Linked DNA regions of Homo sapiens: all the other regions are linked to region 3. The links are chromatin loops, found by intact Hi-C in ENCODE. Cell type or tissue: heart right ventricle. All regions are shown on one strand. Links, peaks and the distances in the headings refer to the core of each region. The heading gives the core; the rest is flanking DNA. Region 1 overlaps LOC105372926 (a long non-coding RNA gene). Region 2 overlaps LOC105372926 (a long non-coding RNA gene). Region 3 has its middle 58 kb from the start of ZC3H11B.

The links. Peaks named below come from ENCODE experiments on the same cell type or tissue, not always from the same donor. Only the 100,000 strongest peaks of a DNase experiment are listed, where the experiment ranks them.
Region 1: a loop joins it to region 3, with 2.7 times the contacts of the local background. A loop is called at or near these places in 11 of 110 quality-filtered maps.
Region 2: a loop joins it to region 3, with 2.5 times the contacts of the local background. A loop is called at or near these places in 18 of 110 quality-filtered maps.

Annotation. Positions count from the first base shown.
Region 1 is chr1:219,737,961-219,744,766 of GRCh38, forward strand. All of the region lies in intron 5 of LOC105372926 (a long non-coding RNA gene), which reads right to left. Among named protein-coding and RNA genes, the nearest start is that of ZC3H11B, 130 kb to the left of the region's middle. In heart right ventricle, for the core only: no CTCF peak of the experiment used is centred there; DNase peaks (open chromatin) are centred at 3,243 and 3,497; H3K4me3 peaks cover 2,679 bases; H3K27ac peaks cover 3,275 bases.
Region 2 is chr1:219,789,067-219,795,872 of GRCh38, forward strand. LOC105372926 (a long non-coding RNA gene) reads right to left here. Exons shown (of 6, transcript XR_001738473.2): 4 at 2,213-6,511; 5 at 1,282-1,382. Among named protein-coding and RNA genes, the nearest start is that of SLC30A10, 140 kb to the right of the region's middle. RefSeq lists an enhancer at 5,274-5,423. In heart right ventricle, for the core only: no CTCF peak of the experiment used is centred there; a DNase peak (open chromatin) is centred at 3,749.
Region 3 is chr1:219,667,758-219,674,563 of GRCh38, forward strand. No RefSeq gene overlaps it. Among named protein-coding and RNA genes, the nearest start is that of ZC3H11B, 58 kb to the left of the region's middle. In heart right ventricle, for the core only: no CTCF peak of the experiment used is centred there; a DNase peak (open chromatin) is centred at 3,184; H3K27ac peaks cover 1,691 bases.

The DNA.
Region 1 (6,806 bases), core at 889-5,888, 70 kb after region 3:
GTAAGAAAAGGTATAGACCCACACTACCATATCTATCAGCATCTGTTGAAATCTGTACTCATGTAGTCCACTTTTCTGCCTTTTACTGAAGAGGAGGAATTGGTGCTCCCATCTAAAGTTAATATCTTTACTTGTGCACTAGATAAAAACATAAATTATATGCACTGTTTCTAATTCCTCTTCTTCCATTCTCAATGTTTCTCTTTACAACTTTTTATTTAGAAAATGCCAAGCTCACCAAAAAGTATAAGAATAATAAAATGAAGATCCATGTACCCTCCACCTCCATATACTAATTATTAATATTTTGCCACATTTCCATGATATCTCTCTAGTCTTCATATACAAATACATGTTTTATATACACATATATGTATGTATTTAAGTGTGAAGTATATGCACACACATACACATTCTTTTGGAGGAACCATTTCAGAGTCAATTACAAACATTATGTCATTCCTTAAGTGCTTAAGTATGTATATCCTACAAATATTTTCCTATAGGACTGCAATACAGTCCTCACTATCAGAAAATTTAACATTGCTACAATATTATTTAATAGTCCCTATTTAAATTTCTCTATTTGTCCCAATAATGTTCTTTACAGATTTTTTTATTATTGTCAGTGATGGTGATAATGATGATAGTATCTGTGATGGTGACAGTGATGGTGGCATTTTAATCCAGGATTCAATTGAGGACCATACATTACATTTAATTGTCATCCTCGAAGTCTGCATTAAACATACCCTAATCAAGCTTTCACCTCTAACACTCTCCTCCACTGGTGACCTCTTGTCAAGATCACTAATGACTTTCATGTTCCTAAATCCAACATCCACTTACTTTGCCTGTAAGCAGCATTTTGGCATGGCTGATCATTCCCTCCTCTTTGAAATACATACTTTCTTCACTTAGTTCCAAGAAATTCTAATCACCTAATTTTCCTCAGTAATCTAGCCATTCTTTGTCATTCCCCAATATCTTAATATTGGTCCCTTTTTTCCTTCATCTGCACTTGATTAGTGATCTCAAACAATATTATGGCTTTAAATAGCATATGCCAATGACTCCCAGTTTTATAGCTCTAGCCCAGACTTCTCACTTGAATTCCAGACTCATATATCTAACTGTCTTTTGAAAAGAGAATTTCATAAAGAAAATCTGAAAGAAAAGGAATATGGGGAAGAAGTTTCTTCCCTTATTTTTACAGAGAGAAGTAAGCTTCTTACTTTTAATTTGTATTTCTCCTTACATTGGTTCTTGAGTAAAAATACTTACTGTTATTAAAAATTAATCTCCCCCAAATGAATATATAATGTAATGCAATTCCAATTTGAATCTCAACAGATGGGGTTATTTTGTAATTAGATACCTATTAAAGTTTATATAGATTTATAAATGCCTAAGAAGAACCAAAATGAACATGAAAAAGAAGGAAAAACAAGACACAGAGCACACTACAAAACCAATATAATCAGATCAATTTAATAATGGTAGAAATAGACACGCTAATCACAACAACAGAATAGTAAATACAGAAATAGATCCCAGTACAAATAAGAGGTGAAAATAGAATGAAGGCATGGAAGATGTGGATTATTTAATGAATGCTGCTGTCATAAGTGGCCACGTGTCCAGAAGAAAATAAAAGTGGTCTTCTATACAACATACAAAACTGAATTTCATATGGATTAATGGCTTAAACATATGTGCAAAACACAATCTTGCAAGAAAAACCATTCTAAGTCATCTAAATCAGCATAAGGCTGGATGATGCCATTTTAACAAGACTGGAAACTCAGAGAGAGAGAGAGAGACTATTTGTTCACCAAACAGAACACATTCAGGCTAATGTCCACAGTTTATTTATTTTTAAAAAGTTCTTCCAAATTGTCAGGAAGACAAACTAATAGAAAACAGGCAAAGGATATATAGACAATCCAGAGAAGAACAGTTCTAAATAGCCATCAAACATGTGAAAATAGGTATAAATTTATTAGGAAGTATAAGAAAATAACACTTAAAATTTAACAGACTGACAAAAAATTAAAAATAACAATAATACCTGTTACTGGTAGGGATGAGGAGAAAACAGGATGTCGTGGAAATGGGAAATGTTATAGGCTTACTCTATGAATTAGATTAAGGTTACTGGTTAAATAACTTTAACCTTAAGTAACCAACTGCTTACTATAAAAATATTTCTTTAGTAAAATTATTGAATTGACATATTTTTAAAGGCAGCATCAAAACAGTAGCCCCACATAGAAGTCATTCAAGCAGGCTCATTTGCCCAGAGAAATACCCAAGATCCTGGGAGAGGAACCAAAGGGAAAAGGAGACAGAGAAGAAAAGGGAAAGGTAGCTGTGGCCAAAGGCTGAGATTCCCTCCCAGCCGCTTAGCCAAAGCACTAGAAATTTCCTGCAGGATTAAAAAAATAAAAATATTCACCAGGAGTCATGAGTACTGATTTCCAACACAATTAAAATCCTCCTAAAACAGCACTGGAAGCCTCCAGCACACAAATAAGTTATATTCCAGTTGTCTGTAGCTGGGAATGGATTTACCCATAAAAACAGTATGATAAATCTCCTAAAGCAGCTCACACAAATTAAATCACTTACACTGGCAACGAGAAGAAAGAGAAAATGCAAAATCTTGTTGCTAAAGCACATTATTTCAGCAACATTCTGGGTTTGCCTTGGAACCTAAATCCATTTGCATCAATGTTTCAAGGAGTAACAAAATGCTATTCTATTTGTAATAATGTTACAAACTCCATTTGTGACAATGTTTCAACAACGCAAATTCAGTGATTCCTCATAAAAAGAAAATACAAAAGCAATAGAAGAACATCCTCTTGCTCACATCCTATATGTGATCCTGTTTCTCTTCCCAGCTCTCTAGCTGGAGAATAATAACAATAGCAACATTTACTACTTACTCTGATCAAGTTCAGTTCAGGACACTTTTTGCCTGCGTAATTTAATCATCACATAATCTCGTGATCTAAATATTATACTCATCTTATTTAAACATGGCGGTAAGTTCCAAAATACTTAACTTGTCCTCTGCCACTTAATCAGTAGGCAACTGAGAGAGAAATATCTGATTCTCAAGCTATGTTTTAACCTGCTATATGCCACCAAAGTTCCAGTATTCTGCCCCCAGAACACTGGGTCACGTACCATCTGGCCCAAGTCCAAATTCAAGAAATGCCAGGCTCCTGGACCTTTACCACCACACCGTGCATTTCACAACCACCAACCAGAAAAGAATATGTGAGCCTCTGGGCCACACATCTCTGCTCCTGAGAACATTCCTTGGAATAAAATGGATCTGCCATTCAAATGTATGGAAAGATTTGAGATCCATTGGAGGGCTCCTTTGTAGAGTTTTGTGACATCAGTGGAGGCTGTAGGGATAAGGATGGTGTTCCAGTTCCTGAAGAAATTCCACCAGATTCCAACTGGCTGCAGACAATCCACATTCGGGAACATTTTGATTCATGGATGTCCACGACCTTGAGTGCTAGCCCCAAATGAATTCAGCACACAAGGTTCTTGTTTAATAGGTGACCTTCCCAAAATAGCTACAGATATTAGCTCTCCCTGAAAGATCTCTCTGGGGAAGTTTAAGAGACAGATTTGCCTTTCAGCTTTCCAAATCCCTTGTTTGGGGTTTTAGAAAATAACTCACAATCAGAGCACTCCCTCTACCTATCATCACTTTACTTTTAACAAAACTGAATCACTTGGAGCTTTGTACTGTATTTATTTTCACTGATCTCATTTTTTTCCCTTTCTTCATTTTTTCCACTTAAGGGACCATTTTCCCACATTTTGCCTAAGGCTTTTTCCCATGAGAGGTGATAATAACTAAGTGCTGAAAACTTTTGAGATGTTTCATGTAGGTCATTTTGGGTTGTTGCTTTTCTTCTTTCTCTTAACACTAAAGACAAAAGGGATAGTAGGGCAGGATATTATTGAGATATAATAACAGGTATACAGCTTGACTGAGATGAGCTTGTTTCCTAGTTTAGACGAGATGGAATTTTTAAGAGCTGAATTTCTCAAGTGATATCATCATCCTGTGAGGAGAAAAGTCTATCAGACAAACAACTCCAAGGGAGCAGGATACTCTTCAAACAAAAGCTCTGTAAGCCCAGAGGCAGATCAACTCACATGAAAAGGCAAAGGAAGCCAGAGGTCAAGTTGGCCACACCTGGACTCTGTAGGCTTCCAAAGGGAGGAACTGGGCATAGTGCTAAGTCAATGAAAAAAAACACATTTATTCATTCACTTATTCACACTATTTCTTGAATATCTACTAAGTTCATAACATACTGTGCTAGGCACTAGGATACAAAGATAAGTAAGACCCAGTCCTTGCCACCAGAGAATTGCCCCACTCAAGTGAAGTAGCTTCTAGCTTTCGCTGCCATTAGGCTTCTTTTTAACAACGAAAACTTTGGTAAGAATAATGATAGAAAATCTACTTTTTAAATTCATTGGTTGGGAATATACATATGCATATGGACTTACAGATTCCTTTTGGTAAGTCTGGGCAGTACCAGGCACAGAGAAGGACTGGGCTAATGAGATGAGCAATGACAGCAACATGGTGAGAGTTGAACCACCTGTCTCAGCTCTGCCTGAGACAGGACTTTCCTTTTGTTCTAAAAACTTTGGTATCTAGGCCCACTGCCCTCACTCACAAAAACATCTTCTAATTTATTGCCTAATGCCCAAAATTCCATATTCATAAGTATAACACTTCTCTAGCTCTATGACACTACAAAGCACCATCCAAATCATCTCCCTCCTGCACTCTTTACAGTGGCCCTTTAAGGTAAGGATCATTAACAGGTGAGTCGGTTTAAAGGACGGTGAGGTGACTCGCACAAAATCACTGAGCTAGAGGGGTCAGTTCAGGACTCCTCAACCTCAACCATTACACATTCAACTTCAAAGCCTGTGAGCTTTTTACAACATCAAGCTGGTTCCTCTAAAAAAGATTATATTTGATCTTCTAACATGTATTGGGCATGTACCAGATTACAAATGAAAGGACAGAAGGAAGAAAGGAAAGGAGGGAGCGTAAAGAAGGAAAGAGACCAGCATTTAGCTAGGTGCTTTTTATTTTATCATCTCCATCACCCACCCACTTAAGAAGCTATGATTATTTTACAGATAATTTTACATATGCGGAAACTAAATTTCAGACAGATTGAATAACTTGCCCAAGATCACACAGCTTATAAGAAATGGAGCTAGAGGGGCCGGATGCGGTGGTTCACGCCTGTCATCCCAGCACTTTGGGAGGCCAAAGCGGGCGGATCACGAGGACAAGAGATCGAGACCATCCTGGCTAACACGGTGAAACCCTGTCTCTACTAAAAATACAAAAAATTAGCCAGGCATGGTGGCGGGCACCTGTAGTCCCAGCTACTCGGGAGGCTGAGGCAGGAGAATGACGTGAACCCAGGAGGCGGAGCTTGCAGTGACCCGAGATCGCGCCACTGCACTCCAGCCTGGGCGATGAGCAAGACTCCGTCTCAAAAAAAAAAAAAAAAAAAGAAGAAGAAGAAGAAGAAATGGAGCTAGAATTAAATCCCAAGTCCACCTAACTCCAAAGCTTATGCTTCTAACTCCTTACCTCACTGCCTAGAATGTTGTGTGCAACTTTGAGGAACTCATGCAGTATCTAAGTATTATTCTTCTCATCCCTCAAATGGGCCCTTAATAGGAGCTACCATTTGTTAAACATGCTTACCCGCATCTATCTCTTTCAGATCTCACAACAGCGCTGCAAATAGGCATTATTATCTCGACTGCAGTGAAAATGAGATTGAATCTCGAAAGGGCAGACTGAAGGCAGAGCCAGGATTTGAACCCAGGACTCTAGCACTTTCCACTATTTTGTGTCAACTATGCCAGCTACTACACAGGCATTAGGTGAAGAACAAATGAGATAATAAATATGAAAAACATTCATAAAGTATAAAGTAGTACACTAATATATTATTGTTGGAATTATTATCTTTTCAATCATTAAACTGAGACATTAGACACAGAGGTTACAGGCTAAATAACTTACACAATATCACATTGCAAAGAAATAAGTATTAGGTTCTAAGATCTGGTCCAGTGTCTTTTCCACTTTCTGCCCTGACTCAATTCATTAATTTTTTGGCGCCTCAGCCTCCTTCTCAGTAAAATGAGAGCAATGATGTCTAACTGGTTATTGTGAGGATTAAATGATTTCATATTAAATGATTTCATATTATGAGGATTAAATGATTTCATACATATATATATGGTTAGTAAAATTGTTTTTCTTCCTTCTACTCAATACTTTGATTACAGAACCATGCCCTGGCCTCCATGTTTATAATAATTTACCTTTCTTTTTCTTTTTCTTTTCTTTCTTTCTTTTTTTTTTTTTTTTTTTTTTAATAGAGACAAAGTCTCTCTCCATCACCCAGGCTGGAGTGCACTGGCACCATGATGGCTCACTGCAGCCCCAGACTCCTGGGCTCAAGCTATCCTCCCACCTCCACCTCCCAAGTAGCTAGGACTACAGGTGCATCCCACCATACCCAGCTAATGTTTAAATGTTTTTTTCTTTTTTTGTAGAAATGATGTCTCACTATGTTGCCAGGCTGGTGTCAAACTCCTGGCCTTGAGTGATCCTCCTGCCTCAGCCTCCCAAAATGCTGTGATTATGTGTGTTTGTCACCATGCCCAGCCACTTGCCATTTTCACAATCACAAAAAATAAAGCAGCATTTTGAAAGG
Region 2 (6,806 bases), core at 1,212-6,211, 120 kb after region 3:
GTGAACAAAAGAATAAAAAGTTTCTGCCTCTATGGGATATAATATGTACTAATAGCAAGGCAGTCTTGCCAATAAGGGAAAGGTTTATTCCTCCTCATAGTAACTGTAAGAGACACAATGGTAAATAAGCAGCCCAGAGAGGGAAATGTTCTATTTTGATAGAAGGAAAATGGTCAGTTGTTATGTGTAAGCAAAGTTGTTAGAGAAAAGGAAAGAAAAATATCAATGCAAACTTCTTGTTGTACATCATTTCAATACTCGTTGAGTACCAATTATAGGCCAGGGTTTATGCTAGATGCCAGGGATTGGGAAGTAAAGAAGAATAATGCTATGCTAGAGAAGCTGAGTCTAGTGAGAGGAGAGAAATGTAAATCAAGCATAAATTATTTGACGACTTCTCTGTCTCTTAATTAACCTTTGAATCTCAGACTGTCACAGGATAGATGCCCAATAAGTATTTATAGAATATACTAATAACTGCACTATATTGTTTCCCTCAACCTCAGAAGAAAAGCTACATTAGAAAGGAAGAAATCAGACTGGACATGATGGCTCATGTCTGTAATCCCACCACTTTGGGAGGCCAAGGCCAGAGGATTGCTTGAGGCCAGGAGTTTGAGACCAGCCTGGGTAACATAGCGAGACCCTGTCTCTACAAAAAATTAAAAATTGTCCTGGTGTAGTGACATGCACCTGTGGTCCTAGTTACTGGGGAGCCTGAGGTTGAAGGATCACTTGAGCTCAAGTATGAAGTTATCATGAGCTATGATCACACCATTGCACCCCAGCGTGGAGAGCAGAGTGAGATCCCAATCAAAAAAAAAAAGTTAGCCCATACCCCTACACGCCTTCATACTCTCACCTACTCAGCCTTTGCAAATCAATGCCTAAGGAAGAGACTTCCTATATTACTCCCAGAGTGCATGGTACAGGGCTCAGCAATGAGCAGTCAACTGAAAGATTGAGCTCTGTGGAAGTACAAAGCCCTAACAGCTGTTGAGAGTTTAACTTGAATAATCCATAAGGTGGGATGTTAACCCTAGGGACCAAAATAAAGTCAACAACCTTCCACTTGAAGCATATCCAGTCTACATAGATCACTGCAAGTCCCTGAAGTCTGTGTCAAGGACTTGTGAACATTTCAAGAAACGTCAATACCTCTAGCACTGCCCCTATTTTAAAGAGAAGTAAAGGCAGTATATACATCCAGAAAATATCCAGAAAATAAGTCAAACCAGTGCATTTGTTAAGTCCTGGGGTCTCCTGTGGCCATATTCTCACCTCCAGTTCTGTTCTCAGTCTTCTCGATCCCTCTGTGCTGCTGGGACTCTCTTGGTTTCTCTAATAAGTAAGTAGATCTTTGGGAATGTCCTTGGCAGATTCTGCTTTGGAGAAATTAACAAACTAAATCAAACTGACAAAACATTTAACAACATAACTTAAAGCAAGGTTGTTCTTTCCCTAAGAACAGGGCACCCTCAGCCTCTTCAGGTTTCTAGGTAACATTAGAGGTTCAGAGAATCTCTAGCCTGCAAGCTACCATTTGTGGGGTCTATGGAGAAAATAGAGCACTGATTTCTATACCCAGCTGGACCCGCTTCTTCACCCAATTGGTCTTCAGTGTGTCCCCTCCTGCTCATCCCTCACTCCCTGGCCCCCACTGTTCCATGATAACTGATAAACTGCCAGTGTATTCATACTATTTAAAACAGAGAGTATCTAAAAAGATCACTACAACTTACCAGCCCCTTTTATCCTTGGGCAAATTCCTCTTACTTAGCTAACTGCTTTGTCTGGCCAGAAACAGCTTTGTGAAATATAATCCAAGGTACCATGAAGTTTTATAATCTCTTTCCATTAGATATACAGCCTACCCTATATCTAACCCCAACAGTTGGAAATGATATTAACTGACCTCTGATAAGTATCAGAAACCAGTTGCTTCTCACTACTAATCATCTATTTTTGGAACTGAATGCAAAGGAAACATATGCTCAGTCATGACTGTGACTCTTTAAAACAAAGTCTGTTCATCTTTCATCTTCCCGCATTGCTTGATGATTTTTTTTTTTTTTTTGCTCACCTACTCTGACCCATCACTTTAGCCCTGAAAATTTCAAAAAAAAACATGGGTGGGGGGATTGTTTTTCTTTTCTTCATCCCTTCCCCACCCCAAATCCTTATCCCTGCACAACAGCAAACCACATCTTACCTATGTGGAATGCAGAAGAAATGTTTTCCTTTTGATATTAAAAAGTCCTCCCACCAACTAGGTAAACATTGGCCACATCACAGAGCTGGTATGTTATTGCAGAGCAGAGGGGAGCACAAACCCAGAGTTTTTTCAGGGTCGTGTCGAAAGGAATCTCAGGCTTTGGCTGCAACTCCAGGGAAGAGATGAAAACACTGTGTACACGTGTCAGAATGCCAACTGCAATGGCATGCATGGATTGCTACAGTGACGAGGATTTGATTGAACAATGGGATCTTCTTCACAAGTAGTTTTTGGGATTCCCTCTCCTCTTCCAAGACAGGATCCTGGCTGAGATCAAACACTGTATTCTTGGAGGTTCCAGCAACAACAGGTCGACTTTTGAACAGTGCTGTCAACAGGGCATCATTGCAATCCAGTGCTTTGAGAATTGCTGAACAAAAGCAAAGTGTCAGACTGTGTCACAGGGATCAATCAGTCAAGGACACATCTTCCCCATGTCCTTAGGGGTATGACATTCTCAACTACCACTGTAAAGCAGAAAAGTGGGACCAGAGAAAATTTAAGTGATTATTCTCATTGCACCCAGGTTTCAATATGGACAATTTGTGATGATCTGAGATGAAGTTGTGACGTTGTGAAATGCACCATTGAGCTAATGCAGTTGCACTCCAAGGCTTCACAGAGGGAATGTGGCATGCTGGTCCCATTCTGTGTTTGATTTGCTTGATGGTAATAGGAGAGTTATTTCAACTCTCTTTCTCCATTTCTCCATCCCTTAGGAAAAAAAGATCATTTTAATCCTTCAATAGAGCATCCAAGAGGATTAAGAAATAATAAGGTCTCTATGTGAAAAGTCCTCCATTGTACCCATAGAGATTTCATCGATTATTAATAAAAACACCCCAAGGCTTCCATTTTTCCTTGGATTCTGAGTATGTGGTTACTTTTGTTCATGGCATCCAATGGTAAGTTAATTTTATTAAGAACATTTTTAGAAAGCTACAATGTCAGAAGTTGACACTACTCTCTTTCCAGTCCTCTATTCTTGGTAACATCATTAAACATCAGCTGGCCCCAAAGGCAAGTTGCACCTTTTTTTAATCTAACAGCCATTCTGTGGATAGCATTTGTTTTCCATTGCTGCCAAGGAGACAATCTGGCTCTCATTTCCTTTGAAGAAGAGCCCATTATGATGAGTCAGGTCTACACTGGGAATAATTAGGTCAAATAAATGAGCCCTTCCAGCTGCCTATAGCATCACTCAACACCCCCCTGTTGCAGATGCAGGAGACATTTCTGGAGCAAAAGCAGAGTTTATCTGTTGTGAGTTACCCCTTCCACTTGCCCAAGGGATGCTATCAAAACATATGCAAGGTAATTATGGCTCCTCTCTTTGCATCTGGAAAAGTGAAAACTGATCCATAAAATCGCATGGAGATCTCATTGTCTTTCTGCCCTACCAGAGAAGGCTCCTGCAGCATGAGGAAATAAGAACCAGCTGACAAGCTCGGGCAAGACTCCTGCCTTGTGTCACATTTGCCCTCATGGTCTCCCAGCCACCTTATCCTCAGTTGTCATGTCCACTGGCAGGAGAAAAAGGAAATTCAATGATGTTGGAGTCATGTACCAGCCCTTTTTAGTATTCCACTTGAGCCGATATCTGCAGCTCATCACTCAGGCAAGCATCTGGCCCAGCCACCTCCACAACTCACACTCTCAGGCAGTTTTCTTTTGTGTTCAACATCTCATATACACAATAGGAGACTAATCTGGGGCTGAATTAGAAATACAAACTGCTATCCAAGTTAAAGATCTCCCCTGCGCCGATCTGGGTACCAGAAAGTGGAAAATGAAGATTAAAAACCATATATAGAAAAAGCCTTTCATCCAAGAGTCTCATTACTCAGAGAGAAAAAAGAATCTTCAGTTTTGTTTCTCTCTCTCAACTTTATCAAACCATTTAAAGATTGCTATAATGTAGGAACCCTCATGAGTTGCACCACCGAATTCCACAACCTGGAATTTTATACCTTACATTAACATGGGTCACTGACCTCCTCAAAGGGGCTGATGATGCATTTCAGGCTGGCCAGATCATGTGCCTTTCCCAAGGAATATGTGGTCTTCAAGATCCCATCACTTAACTTTCTAAATCTAAATCACCATTTGAAGCCTCTCGTGCAAGTGGTTTGTCTTGAGTTGTGTTTGCTTTGCTTGCCCAAGGGGTTTTATTACTCTGGGTTACTCTAGCTCCAAAGGAAATGAGAATATCAATATCTACACTCTGTCTTTTAAAAAAAATTAGAGGAATTTGGCCTACATTGCAGTAGTAACTCAGAACAAAAGACTGCTCACCAATCCTTGCTTCCAAGCTGCCTACCCTATAGTGATCACCACATCTCACATCTACCAGGAGGTAAATGATGCCTCAGTAGAACCTCAGGAAGGAGAGGACAGCTGTGAACCTCAAAAATGAGCATATTTGCAAACATTCTGGGGCAGTAGCCTATCAAACAAAGTTTATCACAAAATAGCTTTAATTCAGTCATTGTTGAGTGACTGCTGAATGCAAAGCACTTTTACCATACCTGTTCCACCCTCACTTGTGAGCATCAGCCTTGCTGTCCTTCAGTTTTACAGTAAACCCTGCATCCAGAGGCCTCCCCTCCTCAGACACCATCGTAATTCCTAGTTATGGGAGATAAGGAAGGCTTTCCTTATGGGGCTCAATTTAAACTCTCAATGCTGGCTCACAGACCAGCCCCTACAGATTCCCCTATCTTACCTTCCTCTGACGTGAAATCTTCCAGGTGTAGGTTAAGGAGCCCTAATCCCACATTGCCTATGGATTAACCCAGGAAAGAAGACATCATAACCCTAAATGAAGTACATTAATTTTTTTAATCTGTTGCAGCCTTTAATCAATTTCATTCACTTGCCTTGCCCTAACCTAACTTCCTCTCCTGGGATGTGTCAGCAAGGCTCATTACTAAGAAACGCCAGCGTCACCCACACCACGATCTTGTGACTTCAGCACCTCCGATTCCATGAGCAAACCTCAGCTGTTCCAAAGTGAAAGAGTATTTCACCTCTCCCAAGAGGCTGGGTCCAAATCATGCTACCGACTTCAAAGAGGAGGAGAGATGTGAGGGAAGAAGGAAGATCCCCTCATTGAGGCAGAGGAGCAACCTCAGGTCCTCTGACACCCAGAGGAGGTGCACAGCTACATTTACTCTGGTATCTCCAGACCACAGGTGCAGCACGGCTCACATGTGCAATGAATTCAGCATGTGATTTGGGTAGAGTGTGGGAGTGGATGCTCACACGTGCAGCCACTGAAGCCTGGGCTGTGCTCAGTGAGGCGAGAAGAGGGGAACTGAGGTCTATCAAGATCCATTAATTCATATGATCATTGTCCTAGCTGGTCAGGCTGGATTGAATTCACAGCAGGGTGGCCTCATGGCCCAGGGTAGGGACCACAAAAAGTTTTAATTGCTGATAAAACAAATAGAACAAAACTTTAAAATACAATTTTCTGCTCCCTCAACCCCCGGCCCCACCCCATGTCTTTAACCTGTGATCGAAAGGATATTAAGATCTTGGGTGTATCAACAGTCCAGAGGACAAGAAGGAAAATCCTGGGATGTGAAATATTCTGCAACAAGGAAAGCAACTGGAGAGGCGACTAAATTCACTGCAGCTGTTCTGCCCTCCTCTTTTTTTCTCTCGCTCCCTCTGTCTCTTTCCTGGAAGTCCCCTAGTAAGAAGTAAAAGAGATAATGGCTTTGGAGTGCATGTTTTTCCTGGAATTGGAAGGAATTTTAACAAAGGAGCCCTTCAGAATGAACCCCCCACCCCTGCTTTTCACCTGAAGTAGGACAAGATTGGTGCCCCCAACATCATTCTCCATGTGGCCCCAGGTTGGGTTGGGGGGTGAACACTACTGATAAGCTCTTAGCAATTTCCCTATTTGTGGACTCCGAAGCTCCTTAGCTTGACAACTGATGAATAAGTTTTCTTTTGTGGGATAAGAGTAGATGACCTTTTCCCCCTGAATTCCCATCCTGGGGCCGGGGAAGAGAGCCCAGGATCCCTTCTCTTGGCCTTCACACCGTGGGAAAGAGTACCTAGAGTTAAAAGCCTGATAAATGCCCTCGAACAGCTTTGAAAATCACTCAGCGTGAGCGCTTGCCTCCTGAACAAATGTCCAAGTTGTATCACTACGGGAATGGCTCTCGGGTCACAGACACAGAGGTGATTCTCTTTGTAAATAGATTCATGCCACTTGTCTCCTTTCTGAAAACAGTTTCAAAAGAATTATTTGGTGAAGTCAGTTTCCTAGGAGAATCCATCACACTTCCCCAGAGATATTTCCACCCTTACAAACCATTAGATAAACTTAAAGAACAAATTAGTCCTCGTGGTAGGCCACCCCCACCCTATCTCCAGTTCACCACTTCAATCATGCTAGTTTTTCAGTGGATTTGAAGCCAAGCTTTCACATCAGAGCCCTCCAACCAAGAGCCTGAGTGTATAACTCATAAGAACAATCAAGTAACAACGTTTTTCTTTCCATTCCTCACATCTGGTA
Region 3 (6,806 bases), core at 1,192-6,191:
CTCCAACCTCAAGTGATCCACCTGCCTCGGCCTCCCAAAGTGCTGGGATTACAGGTGTGAGCCACAGTGCCCAACCTGTTTTGCTTTTTAATTACTTTCACTTCAGTTTCCTCATCCATTAAACAGAAATAATAAAAATGCCTACTTCCAAAGGGTCACTATAAGAATTAAATAACATTGAAAGCAAAGCCACATGATGCCCGGCATATGGTAAGCACTCAATCAATAATCATTATTCATATTGTTATCATCATTAATTTTATATTTATATAATACCTCTGGACTAATTTTATTCTAAAATATACTAATTTCCTGTATGAAGCCAGTCTGACAAACATCAGTGGAGTGCCTGGCACTGGACAAGGCCCAGGGAACACCAGGAGGCATCAGAGAGTCTCTCAAGTAGAGAAAGGTGCTCGGCATAGGAGGATCTTGATTTAGGAAGGAGTATGTGGACATTAAGTGAAGCTTAGAGGTTTTTTTAAACTGTTAAACATTTGGAAAAGGAAGTTTTATGCAGGCCCATGTATGCACACGGTGCTCACATGCAGTACCTTGGATGACAGTTCTTGATTCTTCACCTCTACTCTAAAAATATTGCCCGCCTTCTACCCTGTTCGCTTCGTATTTTGCTAAGCAACTGGCTAGTTTATTTGAAAAAAAAATATGCAAGGAAGTGTTAGTAACTTAACTTTACTAGTCTTAGAAAATAAATTGGAATTGGAATTGGAGTAGTTAAAGCTCTCCCCATTGGGAGCTTCAGGCAATATTGTTCTCAGGACTGTATACTTGGGGTTTGGCAGGTGGAAATGTATTCATTCATTTATCCAGTCAGCCAACCAGCCAACCAGCCAGCCAATCACTCAACAAATGTGCCAGCATATCGATGTTGAACAACACAAGCATGACCCTGACTTTATTGGACTTTGAATCTAGAAGGAGTGGCAAGCATTCAACAAGCAGACTAATAAAGAAATAATTGCAAATAGTGGTAAAGGCTAAAGAAAAAAAGATAAAAGATGGGGCAGAGGACATGCATACATGCAGCGATATCAGGAAAGACTTCTCTAAGGGCAGGTATTTAAACTGAGGTGTGCAGAAGAAGCCAGCCCTGCAAAGACCAGGTCAAGCAGCAGATGAGATGGCAGCGAAAGAGCTTGGGCTCTAAGTCTCAAAAGAGGCTAGCACCATGAGAGCTTGGGATGGGCAGCCAGAGACAGATCATGCATTGCCTTGGAGATCCTGAAAAGGAGTGTGGATTTTACTAAGGTACTAGAAGATCAGGAAAGCTTTCCAGATCTCATCCACATGTAGGATCCTTTAATTTATATTTGTATTTCAAGAAAGTGTAATCTCATTTTAATTTAGGACAAAAACCTTTAGCTCTCTTAACTCTTAGTCAGCACCATCTCACTCCTCTGTAATTTCAGATTCTTGCCCTGCCCAGCATACTGTGCCGGAAAGAGCACAGGTCACCTTTGTTCTTTATGGCGCTACCACTGCCAGTAGCTCGACCTTGAGCAAATTACTCAGCATCACAAATCTTGTCTCCTTCATCTATAAAGAAGGTAGGATTGGGGTTGATCTCAAAGATCACTTTTGCTCTAAATTAATTTGACCAAAACAAGAAGAAAATAACGTCTTACCCTCCCATGGCTTGGCACTTACATTTCCTGCTGCAGAAAAAGTGTGATTTAGGGGGTAAAGAGCATGATTTAATCTTTACCTGCATGCTAATTCTTCTACCTTGAGCAAATGACCTTATCTCCCTAAGCCTGCTTCCTTGTCTGTAAAATACACATAATAGCCATACCTACTTCATTGGGTTCTTACGAAGATCTGGGGGCATAATTATTCACAGTGCCATTAATATCATCAACATGCATAGAGCCTCCCATAACAGTTTGGCAGGACTTGGATGGGGGAAATAATGGGTGTAAGACTTGAGGCATAATACCAAACAAGTCTTGGGACTTACTTTCATGAATCAGCATGTACTGTGCCAATATTAAGGGTGAACCAACATGAGCACTAGATCTGTTTGGAGCCCAGAGGTAAAGTCTGGTCTAGAAACTTGAGGCCGTTGAAAGGTTTTCAGCTCAAAAGGTATTAGCTCACTTGATGTGAAACACATGGTCTATTGGGAACCTCAAGAAAACACCAGCCATCCACAGTTCCCATCTCTCGTGTGTAAAGAATGAAAGGGGGTGGCTGGACAAAGCTTTATTTTACCAGATATAGTCACTGCCAGCAAAGAAAGAAGAAGAAAACAATTAAACTTCTCACATGAGCTAAATCAAATAAGCCCACCAACCTCTTAGTAAAATATACAGGCATTAAGTCTGGCTGCCTTGACATGTGTTTAAAGACTACCCAACTTTCAGAGGAATTGAATAAATAGACTTCAAGTTGTGCGGCTCTCAGGAAAATTTCAAAAGTAAATGCCATTTGATGGCATTGTTTTCCCCTTCTGTTCATAAAATTCACAGAATCACAGGGTTGGAAAACAAATAAGAAAATAAGAAATCATTTCACCCCAACCTGATTTCTAACTCATTGATTTCATAGGTCAAATGATTCTGAGCAAGATGATCCTGAAGTTCAAGCTGTGACTCAACTGCTTAACCAAATAAGATACATGCACTCATAAACACCAAATCCTCCTTACTTCCCGGCAGGACTTCCCACCTCTCCACCAAGGTCATCAACAGTACCAATGTCCCCACATTCCACACCCAGTAAAAATGTCTAAAGGGACAGAGAAATCTAAAAAATGCACTAACAAATCTCTGAGGTCAGATTGCCTGGATTCAAATTCCAGTGTCACCGCTTACAGGTTGTGTGAAATTGGGTGAGTAACTTCTGCAAGCCATAGTTTTTTCATCTATAAAATCGAGATCAAGTTGTGACTCAACTGCTTAACCAAATAAGAAGAGAGCTGGAGTAGAAATGAAGACTAGGGAGCAAAAGGGTAGGTCCAATTTTGACGACATTTTTATTTCTCTGAGGTCTCAACCACATATTGGCCAGCTTCATTTTGTATAATTCCAAGAATATTCTGCTTATGCAAGTACTTCCCAGTCAAATACGTCCTTTGAAATTAGTAGGTGTGTTTCCTGGACTTGGCTGCTTCCAGTTGTCGGCCATTTGGAAAGCCAGGAGGAAATGAGGAAGGGCGATAAGGACAGAGGGCTGACAGGCTGCCAGCTCTAGTTCTATTCCTGACTCCACACAGAGGAACACAATGATAAGTAGTCATCTAAAAAAAGAAAAGTGAATGGGGTGTGGGGCCCTGCTTTCTCAGTAATGATTACTCAGTTTAAATAGACAAAATATTGTATGATAAGTTGGTTACCAAGTTGTATGTAGGCTACAGCTTGTATACTGGAAAGTAGGAAGGACAGAGGGAAGGAAGTGGAGGGTGGGTTGGAAGAAGAGCAGGGAAAGACAAACAGGTAAGCATGCAAAAATGTACTAAAATATGAATTAAATGGTCATAACCATTTATTGAGGACTAGGCTCTATACTCTATGCTTTAAAGATATTTTCATGTCAGTCCTCAAAGAAAGATATTCTTTTTCAAACAAAAAAACCTTCATGGTTTGTTATTACTTCAGAAGGCTTGAGTGGCTTTTTTCTCTTCTCTTCTTATACTATGGAAACATTGCTTTGGAAATGGAAAACAAATGTTTACTGCTTTTTTTTTTTTAGATGGAGTCTCGCTCTGTCACCCAAGCTGGAATCTAGTTCCATAGAACTAGCGCAGTGGTGCAATCTCGGCTCACAGCAGCCTCTGCCTCCCAGGTTCAAGTGATTCTCGTGCCTCAGCCTCCCGAGTAGCTGGAATTACAGGCATGTGCCACCACACCCAGCTAATTTTTGTATTGTTAGTAGTGATGGAGTTTCACTATGTTGGCCAAGCTGGTCTCGAACTCCTGACAAGTGATCTGCCAGCCTCGGCCTCTCAAAGTGCTGGGATTACAGGTGTGAGCCACCACACCCGGCCTGCTTTCTGCCTTATGACTGGCCCTGTGTCTATAAAGCACTGAGTGAGGCAGCTGACCACCCAGCAGACAAGGACTCAGAGGAAGATACCAAGGAGAATACAGAGTATGGCTTACCCCTGATCAGAGTGCACAAGAGACCCAAGGAGCTCAACAAAGGTTGAAGCCCTGTCAGAAATCCTTTTACTGATCCTGCTTCCCTCTATGCAAACTGTATTGCACCTCTTAACTCTCCAAAAAGGGTGGTTAAGATCCACAGGAAACTTCCCCTGTTGTTCAAGCTAGTCCTAGATGGACTATTTTAACTGAGTCAACTTGTGACTGCCAAGCACTTACTTGAGAGTATTAGTTTGTAATATAAATAACACTTAAATATACACAGTTTTCCCTTATTGAAAAAAAATTGTGTCTTATATTTTAGAATTGTAACAGTAGAGGCATTTAAGAGAACAAGCTTGTAACAACAGAGTAAGCACCAGAACAATCTTCTCTAATTGGGAGGGAAGTTCCTCAGTTTTCCATAACGGCATTGACATTACATCTCCAGATGCTCTGCCAGATTGTTAACTCTACACCCCACAGTATCTGATTTTGGCAAGCTTAGATCAGGACACACAACTGAAGTCAAAACTGCCTAGGAGCCATGTGAATAAAGACCAAGTCTCAATTAGCGGGTCAAGAAACAAGCTAATCAATTAGCAGCCGGGCTTTCTCCAACTCACCAAATTAAGATGCCTTTATAAGCATAGATGATCTTTGTAAATGAACTTTCCCCTCCAGTTCCTCCTCTGGGAGGTTAGACTTTATAAGAAAATAGTTGTATGAATCATCTATATTTCTAAAAAATACTGAGTGCCTCCAGGTGTGACACAGATGGTGGACAATAAAAGGGGAGAAACCATTTTTCATTAATAAGGCACATAGATACATGCACTCATAAACACCAAATCCTCTTTACTTCCCGGCAGGACTTCCCACCTCTCCACCAAGGTCATCAACAGTACCAATGTCCCCACATTCCACACCCAGTAAAAATGTCTAAAGGGACAGAGAAATCTAAAAAATGCACTAACAAATCTCTGAAGTCAGATTGCCTGGATTCAAATTCCAGTGCCACCACTTACAGGTTGTGTGAAATTGGGTAAGTAAACTTCTGCAAGCCATAGTTTTTCCATCTATAGAATTGAGATCATGTTAATACTTTCCTCTTGGGATTTTGTGAAAATTAAATAAGTTAATGCCTAGAAAGTAACCAGTATGGTGCCAGACACCAGGTTTTATGGTCAGGACATAATTGCTAACCTGTAATATTCCTTCAAACAAAAAGAAAGAGAAGAGGAGAGAGGAGGAGAAGAGAAACAGAAGAGAAGCAAAAAGGAGGGAAAAAATATTTACTTTATCCTCTTCATATTTCTGTGATGATGGAAGAAAATTTAGCTGAACATCTTTAGGATGTGTTGCAGCCAAGAGAAGTTAGATGCCCTTCAGAAGAGGGAAGAGGAAAGCCAGGAAGAAACCAAGTGTCTTAGTCTGTTTTGTCCTGTTCTGTGCTATAACAGAATATAACAGACTTGGTTATTTATTATTTATTTGTTTATATATTTTGAGAAAGGGTCTTGCTCTGTCACCCAGGCTGGAGTGCAGTGGCCCGATCACAGCACACTGCAGCCTCAGCTTCCCAGGGTAAAGCAATCCTCCCCAATCAGCCTCCTGAGTAGCTGAGACCACAGGCATGTGCCACCATGCCTGGCTAATTTTTGTCTTTTGTAGAGATAAGGTTTTGCCATGTTGCCCAGGCTGGTCTCAAACTCTTAGGCTCAAGTGATCTGCCTACCTTGGCCTCCCAAAGTGCTAGGATTAAAGGCATGAGCTACCATGCCTAGCCCAGCCACATAATTTATAATGAACAGAAATTCACTGGCTCATGATTCTGGAGGCTTGGAAGTCCAAGATCAAGTGGCTGTCATCTAGTGGGGGCCTTCTTGTTGTGTTATCCCAATGCAGAAAGGCAAAGACAAGGTGAAAAAGAGATCAAACTCACTTCCTCAAGCCATTTTATAATTGGCATTAATCTATGCATGAAGGCAAAGTCTTTATGGCCTTCTAACCTCTCAAAAGCCCCATCTATTAACCCCGTTGCATTGATGATTAAATTACCAGCACATGCTTTTGAGGGGGACCCATTCAAACCACAGCAGTAACAGAAACTGCCGTATCATGAATATCGATCATGTACCAATTATTTTGTCCATATCACCTCACTTTCTGAAGAAACGCACACTCCAGAACTGCAGGCTTCTGCCACATGTCACACAGTCAGTTGAGCAGTGGAGTTGATATTTAAACTCACGTCTGTTCGTCTATAAGGTTCACCTCGTACCACCACAGCTGCGATGTCAAATTTGATACAAAAATCATTTGCATGGTTTGTCTTATTTTATCTGTCCTTCCCAACAATGCTGGTAGAGAAAAAAATTAAGCTGTAATATTATTTCCAAAGAACATTATATGATCCTTAGTTTTTAAACTCAAACTCTGATTGACATACTAAGGAGTTATAGGCTTGGGTTATTATTGTTGTTAATGTCAGACTCTCATCAAAAGGAGGAATTACACTTCTTAGGAAACACCCTGAATAAAATTAAGTTTAAAATAGGACCTGTCTTTCCAGGTACCTCAAACTCCAGAGGTTTCAAATTAGTCTAGACATTCAATGGCCTGGAGGCAAGAGTCGGGAACAGTTGTCTATTCTCACTGATCCAATTAAGAAGGACATGAGAAAGACTATCAGAGAGGTGTTTA